3 separate regions of the Homo sapiens genome follow, and regions 1 and 3 are each linked to region 2. A link is a contact called in ENCODE Hi-C or POLR2A ChIA-PET data. All regions are on one chromosome and are shown on one strand. Each heading gives the region's core, a stretch centred on a gene start or an enhancer-like site at or near the end of the contact. The rest is flanking DNA. Distances are from core to core; before and after follow the strand shown.

Region 1 (3,040 bases), core at 4-2,503, 98 kb after region 2:
CCTGTAATCCAGCTACTCAGGAGGCTGAGGTGGGAGGATCTCTTGAGCCTGGGAGGCAGAGGTTGCAGTGAGCTATGATTGTGCCACTATACTCCAGCCTGGTGACATAGCAAGGAAGGAGAGAAAGAAAGAGAAGAAAGAGTGAGAAGAGGGAAAGAAGGAAGGGAGGGAGGGAGGGAGGGAGGGGAGGGAAGAAGGGGAAAAGAAGGAATAAAGAAAGATTACTGTTTTAGAAGACACAGGTGAAATGTGAATGAAATCAGAGATGGGGTAAAGCCTGGGAGGGTCTGTTAGGTCTTTATAGCAGAGGGAGCATTTAGATTGGGTCCTGAAGGTTGTATAGGAGTTTTACTAAGATAGTGGGAAGAAAGGATATTCTAGGGGAGTGGATCACAGGCCCTTTCTATTCCCCATCCACTTTGGGGCCGGCCCCATCCACCAGGCCTCTTCAGATCCTAGCTTCCAATTTCTGTTTCTGTCTCTGGCCAGTCCATTCAAGGTGGGGTCTGAAATCCAGGTTGAGATGTTCTTCTAACCCCAACTAAGCCCTCCTGCTTTTTTTTTTCGTTTTTTTTTTTTTTTCTGGTGGTGGAGGGAAGGGGACAGAGTCTCACTTTATCTCCCAGGCTGGAGTGCAGTGGCACAATCTCGGCTCACTGCAACCTCTGCCTCCTGGGTTCAAGTGATTCTTCTGTCTCAGCCTCCCGAGTAGCTGGGACTATAGGTGTACACCACCATGCCCAGCCAATTTGTGTATTTTTAGTAGAGACAGGTTTTTGCCATGTTGGCCAGGCTGGTCTAGAACTCCTGACCTCAGGTGATCCGTCCACCTCGGCCTTGCAAAGTGCTGGGATTACAGGCATGAGCCACCGAGTTTGGGCCCTCCTGCTTCTTTGGGTCCCATCCTATGAGTTTCCTCAACTGGGGGATGGGGACACTGTGGTCTGGATTCTATTGGTGCCCAGGTCCTGCAAGACCCCGCTTAACCAGGGCCCTAGCAGACCCCCTGCCACCACTTTACCTCTGCCACATCAAACTGCCCTTCCCTCAACAGCAAGCCCTTCTTCTGTCTCCCCTCATAAAAGCCAGCTCACAGTTCCCACTGCCCCCTACTCTTCCCCTCCCTCCACTCACTCTCCTTAGCCCTAACCTTTGCTTTCAGCTCAACCATGTCACTTCCTCCCAGAAGCCTTCCCCTGATGTCTGTGGCTGGTTTAGGGCCTTTACGCTGAGCTGCCTGTAGTCTCACCATCACAGCACATATTTGTGGGTGTCTTTGATTCATGTCTGTTTCACTATACAGTGAGCCTATGCACAGAGGTATCCACAGCATTAGCACAGGGCTATACATAGTAGGTGCTCAGGAAGGAAGGAGGAGACTTAGTCCAGCCCTCCAGGAAAGATGAGAAAACCAGCTGAGAAGCTGGGCCCAGGTGGGTCAGGTCTCCTGTCTGCTGCCCCCAGGGGGAGCCCCCCATCCGGCCTCCCCTCTCCCCTCTGCCTGCTGAACCTGGCAGTGGAGTTGGGTAGGAGTGGGGGAGTGGGAGTTGGTGGTAGGAGCTGCAGATAGAATCCCCCAGGGAGGCAGAGGCGAGAACGCTGAGCTCCTAGATCTCCAGAAGAGCTACAGCTGGCAGGGAAGGAGGCGGATGAAGCTCACATCTGGTTCCACCCACCCAGGCTGTGGCTCCAGTGGGCAGCACCGCCCTCCCTGCCCCAGGACTAACCCCTGCCCCCCTCTTCCCTCCTCCCCACACTGTCTGCCTTCCTGGGGAGGCACAGCTGCAGATTTAGCCGCAGATTCGTATGTGTGCATACAGCCCAGTTGTAGGTGCTGTGTGCGCATCAGAACACCAACTCCTGAGAGCTGACATTGAACCCCACCTTGAGACCTGAGGCCAATTTGCTATTATGTTAAACGTACTGAGCCCCTGCTCACCCCGGACAAATGGACGGCACCTGGGCCTCTCACCTCCCAGGTGGAATGGAGTTCCAGGTTTGATCTTGTTGGGATAGAAAGATTAAGGAAAGTGGCCGGGCGCAGTGGCTCACACCTGTAATCCCAGCATACTGGGAGGCCAAGGCGGGTGGATCACTTGTCGAGAGTTTGAGACCAGCTTGGCCAACATGGTGAAACCCCATCTCTACTAAATAGAAAAAATTAGCTGGGTGTGGTGGCAGACACCTATAATCCCAGCTGCCAGGGAGGCTGAGGCAGGAGAATCGCTTGAACCCGGGAGGCAGAGGTTGCAGTGAGTCCAGCCTGGGCAACAAGAGTGAAACTCCGTCTCAAAAGAAAAAAAATAAGATAAAGGAAGGAAGAGGGGAGAAGACAGCTGTACAGTGGAGATGGATTTATTGAGAGTAAACCTGAGAAGGGCTCTGGCCGGCATTACAGCCTGAGGCTTTTTAAAGGGCCCGGTGGGGGAAGTGTGCTTTGAGAGAAGATCCTATTGGGAAGGAGTTGGGGAAGGGCTGGCTAGTTATGACGAATGGGGACTTCGTTAGGCTCTGTTGCAGTTAGGGCCTATGCTCTGTTGAAGCTATGGGCGGGGCTGACATTTGCGGACAGTTCTGAGACATGGAAATTTGATACTTTAAGATGGTGGAGACCGGGCGCAGTGGCTCATGCCTGTAATCCCAGCGCTCTGGGAGACCAAGGCGGGCGGACCACCTGAGGTCGGGAGTTCGAGACCCGCCTGACCAACATGGAGAAACCCCGTCTCTACTAAAAATACAAAATTAGCCGGGCATGGTGGCACTTGCCTGTAATCCCAGCTACTTGGGAGGCTGAGACAGGAGAATCACTTGACCCCGGGAGGCGGAGGTTGAGGTGAGCAGAGATTGCGCCACTGCACTCTAGCCTGGGCAACAAGAGTGAAACTCTCTCTCAAAAAAAAAAAAAGAAGATTGTGGAGTCTCGTTAAGATGGCAGCACTCTTGTCCTATCAATCCAGACTCTATGGTTAGATAGGGAGATGGGCTGGCGTGCTTTTTCTGGCTACTTCCTGCTGAAAGGGGGCCGTAAGATTGCTGGTTT
Region 2 (2,805 bases), core at 287-2,786:
TCTGGCCACTGAATATGTGGGCACCCCAGACCTCTGTGGCAAGGCTGGGTGAGAGCTGTCTTTTGTGCACAGGTGCCCCTAGTCCCCCACCACTAGTGAGCATTCACACACAGAGGTGAACAGCCCCCTTGTGGGCCTGGAGGCTCCTAGGCCAGGTAGAGATGACCAGAGTAGGGAGCAGAGAATCCCCAGTGCCTAGCACAGTGACTGGCACTGAAGCATTTGTTGGATGAATGAATGAGTGATTGCCTGACCTCAGGCCCAGGGAGGAAGGCCTGGTGTGCAGGGCAGCTCCTGGGAGGCTTCAGGGATGGGGAGAGGACAGAGAGGGACTGGGAGAGCCACAGGAAGGCAGCCTCATCTGATGACTGACTTGGGAGGGAAACAGAATGTGGGCTGTGTTTCTGGGGAAACACCCCCCTGATGCCCGGGCACCCAGGAACTTCCAGGTACCCCCGGATCACCCCAGTGAGGACACTCCACAATTCCCCAGGAGGCATCACAGTGGGGCCGTTAAACCCAGGGACTTGGGATTCAGACACTTCTGGGCTCCAGTCCACCCCTCACTGGCTGGACCAGTTGCCTCAGTTTCCCTATGTGCACGGGGGACGGATAGGACCACGTGCTGCACAGGTTTGCTGGGAAGGCCATATGAGAGGTGCCGGCTCAGCACATCCTGTCTGCCATTGTTACAAACAACAGCACGGGAGAGTCGGGGAGCAGAGTCGGCCAAACGCAAGACCCTGGGCTCTGGCTTCCCTGTGCTACTGACCTATGGGGTGGCTTTGGACAAGGCCCAGCCTTTCTCCAGGCCTTAGTTTCCCCATTTGTACAGTCAGGCCCTGCTAACTTGGACAGACTTTGGCCCTTCTCCAAGCCCCACAGAGACATCAGAGACATGTGCACACACGGCCCTGGGATTGCCGACAGACACACAGGCACACATAGGCACGTACACACAGGCATACAGACACAGGCACAGACTCACACTCGGCCCCTCCCCACTCACACTCGCTCACACTCATGCTCACACTCACACCAACCCCCCTCCCCCAAATCTGCTGCGCACCAACGGTTGGTGCGAGCGGGGTTGAGAACGGGAGGAAAAAAGCCCACGACTCAGCCCGGGAAGAGGGGTGCGGTGGGGGAAGGGCGGGCGAGGGAAATGACAGCCCGCGGTCCCCCTCGAGTCCCGGCTCATGAATATTAATACGGCGGTAATTAAAATGCAGGGACGCAGCAGGATGGATGCGGCTGCCTCCGGAGCGCGGGGGAGCGCGGAGTCTTTGCAGGCGGGTGAAGCCCGCTCCTCGCCGGCGAAAAGCGGGGCCGGGCTCCGGGGCCTGGGTCCGGGGCGGGCGGGAGTGGGGACATTTTTCGTGGTCCCGAGCGTCCCGTCCCGGCGTCCCCGCCCCCGCCCCGCGGCCGCCTCTCCACGCCCTGCCCCGGGCCGCCCGCCAGGCCGCCGTTTCCCGGAGCCGGCCCCCTCCCGCCCTCGCGGCCGGCTGATGTCATCTGCACACAACTTTCCGCTTCCCGGCCCGTCTCGGGGCCCTGAGTCATCGCCGCCCCCGGCCCCGACGCTGGCCTGCGGCGTCTGTTTGTGCAGAGCGAGGCCCCGCCGGCCGGGCTTGACGTCAGGCTGGCAGGGCCTGGAACGGCCCCGCATCGCGGCCCCCTGGGGGCAGGACGACACCGCTGGGGGCCGAGGGCAGGGCACGCCTTCGGAATCCGGCTTCGAAGCCGGCCGCCTGACCTGGGGCAAGTGCTTTCAACTCTCTGAACTTCGGTTCCTCATCTGCCAGTTGGCAGACGCTCAGCAAATCTTCCTAGACTCACGGGGCGAATTGTACAGTTGGGTAAATCGAGGCCCAGAGATGGCAAAAGGACCGTCCAAGGTCGTACAGCCACCCGGAATTACAATTCTTTTCTGCCGGGTCACACGCTGTCATCCACGTGTTACCTAAGAGAGCTTTCCAGCCTGTGCTAAGAAAACTGCCCCACATCATCTGCAGTAGGACGGGGGAGTTGGAGCCCTGGTCAGGCCACTCTGCTACTGACCACAGTTTTCTCATCTCTAAAAAGGCGCAGTAACAATATAATTACCGTATGCAGTCCCCCAGGATACAGGGTCAAAGGAGAGCACAACCATCGCAGTTGGAAGCCCATGGGGCAGGTGAGTCACTGTTGTCACTACTGGGGTCAATTTTTTTTTTTTTCTTTTTGAGACGGAGTCTCGCTCTTTCCCCAGGCTGGAGTGCAGTGGCGCGATCTCGGCTCACTGCAAGCTCCGCCTACCGGGTTCACGCCATTCTCCTGCCTCAGCCTCCCGAGTAGCTGGGACTACAGGCACCCGCAGCCACACCCGGCTAATTATTTGTATTTTTAGTAGGGACGGGGTTTCACCGTGTTAGCCAGAATGGTCTCATCTCCTGACCTCATGATCCACCCGTCTCGGCCTCCCAAAGTGCTGGGATTACAGGCGTGAGCCACCGCGCCTGGGGTCACTATTGAAGTTGGCTAATGTCACTATTGAAGTCAAGTGAGAGAGAGGGCCCTCTTGGAGTCAGACCACCTAGGTTCAAATTCTGGATCCTGCTTCCGGCTCCTTTCCTCTGTCCCCCTTCTCCCCTCGGTGCCCTCCAACCAGTGGGCCTGGGAAAGCGTGTTCATGCTGGAAATGCCTGCCCAGCCCTTGCCCAGTCACACAGAGCAAGTGCCCCAGAAATGTCCTGAACCTCAGTTTACTGAGGGGAAACTAAGAACCTTCTGGCTACAGCTCTTGGGCTGAGCAGGGATTAGGCT
Region 3 (2,881 bases), core at 374-2,873, 75 kb before region 2:
TGGAGAGAAGAACTCGCTGGCCCAAGGCTTCGCTGAGAAGGAAGGATTTGAACCCTAGCACTCTGGCGACAGTGGCCCCTGACTGACAGTTGTCCTGCCCCCAGCCCCAAACTTCTGATCATACAGATAATTCCACAGATGAAAGAGTGGGGCAACCAGCACCTGAATGGAAGGCACAGCGCCACGGTCCCATCTAGGCTCTATCACCAGCTGGTGGCGCATCTTAGCCCCATCTCCTTCCCCTCTCCAGGCCTCAGTTTGCCCAACTGTAAAACAAGAAGTGGGGGTAGTTGGTCTGGGTAATCTCCGAAGTCCTCCCAGATCTGGGGTTCTGCAACACTGGGTGTCTACTGTCATTTTGTCACAAACTTTGCCCAGGGCTCCGACTCTCGCATCAGCTAAACCCTCTGAACCCACCACCAGCTCTGCGTGGACGGTCAGCCTGTGGGGTGAGTGCTGGTGACTCGGCGTGGAGGGAGGTATAGGCCTGCCCGATGCCTGTCCGTATCTCAGGGCTGGGAACCTCTGTCTTACACTCCACAAGCGCTGGGGTGGGATGGGGTGGGAGTGGGGTGGGGTGGGGGTGGGGGTGGGGTGGGGATGGAGGATGCTCTTTCTTCTTGGAACCAGTGACTTTGGTTCACACATTCAGGGAGGGCTGTGCAGCTGAGAGCGGCTGGTGCTGGGAAGAGAGCTGAAGATCACTTTATCTTGAAAGGGCAAAGGTCTCCGTGACCAAAGGCTAACCGCATGTCCTTGGAAGAGAAAAAGAAAAAGAAAACATGAAACAGGCTAAAGGGGTCTCTGAAAGTTGTTTCCAAAACCTGGGTTGTTCACTAGGAGTTGCTTGTAAGTGTAAACACTTTTTTATTTTTATTTTTTGAGATGGAGTCTTGCTCTGTTGCCCAGGATGGAGTGCAGTGGCATGATCTTGGCTCACTGCAACCTCTACCTCCCAGGTTCAAGTGATTCTCATGCCTCAGCCTCCCTAGTAGCGGGGATTACAGGCGTGCACCACCACGCCTAATTTTTGTATTTTTAGTAGAGACTGGGTTTTGCCATGTTGACTAGGCTGGTTTCAAACTCCTGGCCTCAAGTGATCCTCCTGCCTCGGCCTCCCGAAGTGCTGGGATTACAGGCGGGCCGTGCCCGGCCAACATTTGTTTTTCTGAACCCATGGTATGGTGTGCACTGCAGAGGCTTTTTCCTCTGGCTTCCCTGTCCAGAGCAGCAACTGTATGCATTTGAGCTGATAATGTCCAAGAGTGGGGAGCTGAGTTAGGAACAGAATCACAAACTTTAATTAGCAGGATGACATTAACATCCCAGCAGGGGCTTGGGGGCGTCCTTCAGGCCCATCTGATCCCGGTGGACACCTCCCCACAGGACCCGCAATCTTGGGACACTGGAAGCCAGGCGCCCTTTGAGGGTGGAGGGAGGCCACCCACCTCCCCATGTGGCCAGAAATTGCATGCCCCGGCAGCCTGCCCTGGCTTGGTTCAGCAGGGCCCAGAATGTTCTGGTCTTTATCTGGTTTAGTTTTAAGTGCTTCCAACGGCAGCAGGGCTGTTCCACCACAGTCCCCAGGAAATTGGTCCGTGTAGGACGGAGCCTTCCCGAGAATGAAGTCATCTGTTCCTTTTTTATTTTTTGTTGCCTTTCTCCTTCAACGCGAGTCACCGGGCCTCTGCAGTCCCTCCCCGCGCCAACGCGCCCCGCCGCGGGGCCCGGACGGGGTGGCGGGGGAAGGGGCGAGGAGCAGGGCCCCGGGGTGCGCGGCCGCCCGACGCCCCCTGCTCTCGCCCTGCCCCCCGCCCCGGCCCCCGCCCGCCGCGGCCTGAAGGTGAGCTCCCGGGGGGCCGCCCGAGCTCCGGCGCGGCCCGCTCGGCAAACAATAACAGTAAATAACGCTCCCTTGTCAACGTAATAAAAACGGAAACGGTTACAATGTTTTTTAATAAGCGTCCCCCATCAATCTCCCTCCCCCTCGTCCCGGGCCGTGGGCACCGGGGAGGAGGGGGAAGGGTGGGGGGCACCGGGGCGCGCTGCTTGGGGGACCCGGGGTGCAGGAGGAGGACGCCCGGGGGAAGAGGGGAAAACACAGCAAGTGAGAGACGAGGGGGCGCGAGCGGCCGGGGTCACGCGCGCCAGCCGAGCCGGGAAGCGGCCGCGGTGAGTAACACCGTTGCCATGGCGACGTGGCCACGAGGAACAGGAAGCGGCAGAAATAGCAGCCACCGCGGCCCGCGCCGCCCGGCCCCTCCCCCCAGCCCGTTGCCACGGAGACCGGGCCAGAGCGAGGCTGCGCGGGCGGCCGCGGCCGCCTGCGCCCCAACCCGCGCATGCGCAGCGGGGCCTGGCCCACGAGGGCGTCGCGGGTGTGTCCCGTCGCCGCGCCGGGGCCACCTGGACCCCCAGACCTGCCCCTGCCGCCCGCTTAGGTGGTGGTTCGGGGGCCGGGGGAAGGAAAAGCCAAATCGTTCCTTGTTTGCCTTTGGAAAGCCGCCCTGCCATTGTTCCGGGCGGATTCCTTGGTTTCCAGGCGCTGTAGGCCAGGAGAGGAGGGGGCAGGAACCCCGGCCCAGCGGTCCCAGACGTTTTCGAAGCGACAGACCCTGGGCCCAGCGCGGGGACGCGGAGGGGACACGGGCTAGCAGCCCTGCCCTCCGGAGCTCAGGCCCAGTCCGGGCTTCCCAGGCCCCGGGGCTGCCCTCCCGGAGCCCGACCTCCCCTGGGGGTGGGGGTGCTGCCCCGGGGCCCCCTTCCTGGGTTTCCTGGTCCTTTTGTTCACGTATCCCCCTCCCCGGATTGAACCAGCAAAGAGCACAAAGCAGAAAATACATCCTTGCCGCCCGCAGGCTCCCTCATCCCGCAGAAAACT

The links. A loop is a pair of places that touch in the nucleus more often than their neighbours do. ChIA-PET counts read pairs that join two places held with the same protein, here RNA polymerase II (POLR2A). Pooled maps may share reads with other maps.
Region 1: a map of CD4-positive, alpha-beta T cell shows a loop between it and region 2 (1.8-fold over the local background). The contact joins the enhancer-like site here to the promoter of LINC00963 in region 2. A Hi-C loop is called at or near these places in 13 of 168 maps with a recorded cell type or tissue (CD4-positive, alpha-beta T cell, Caco-2, HCT116 and 9 more), 9 of 37 single-sample maps with no recorded cell type and 17 of 50 pooled maps. POLR2A ChIA-PET finds 5 or more read pairs at or near these places in 27 of 52 experiments (A549, AG04449, AG04450 and 20 more).
Region 3: a loop to region 2 is called in a map of B cell, with 15 times the contacts of the local background. The contact joins the enhancer-like site here to the promoter of LINC00963 in region 2. A Hi-C loop is called at or near these places in 72 of 168 maps with a recorded cell type or tissue (B cell, CD14-positive monocyte, CD4-positive, alpha-beta T cell and 41 more), 11 of 37 single-sample maps with no recorded cell type and 44 of 50 pooled maps. POLR2A ChIA-PET finds 5 or more read pairs at or near these places in 19 of 52 experiments (A549, CD4-positive, alpha-beta memory T cell, CD8-positive, alpha-beta memory T cell and 14 more).

Annotation. Positions count from the first base shown.
Region 1 is chr9:129,585,216-129,588,255 of GRCh38, forward strand. No RefSeq gene overlaps it. Among named protein-coding and RNA genes, the nearest start is that of C9orf50, 34 kb to the right of the region's middle. RefSeq lists enhancers at 1,777-1,886, 2,467-3,040. Within about 2 kb of position 1,254, at least 6 of the 41 ENCODE cell types and tissues checked have a DNase peak (open chromatin) inside an H3K27ac peak, as active enhancers do; they include CD4-positive, alpha-beta T cell and HCT116, where a contact is called at or near this core.
Region 2 is chr9:129,487,124-129,489,928 of GRCh38, forward strand. It overlaps LINC00963 (long intergenic non-protein coding RNA 963), which reads left to right and starts at 1,537. Exons shown (of 5, transcript NR_038955.1): 1 at 1,537-2,176. RefSeq lists enhancers at 1-54, 715-1,374, 2,695-2,805 and silencers at 1,383-1,742, 2,747-2,805.
Region 3 is chr9:129,411,573-129,414,453 of GRCh38, forward strand. No RefSeq gene overlaps it. Among named protein-coding and RNA genes, the nearest start is that of LINC00963, 76 kb to the right of the region's middle. RefSeq lists silencers at 1,862-1,941, 1,962-2,131, 2,242-2,451, 2,592-2,731. Within about 2 kb of position 1,624, at least 41 of the 41 ENCODE cell types and tissues checked have a DNase peak (open chromatin) inside an H3K27ac peak, as active enhancers do; they include B cell, CD14-positive monocyte, CD4-positive, alpha-beta T cell and 21 more, where a contact is called at or near this core.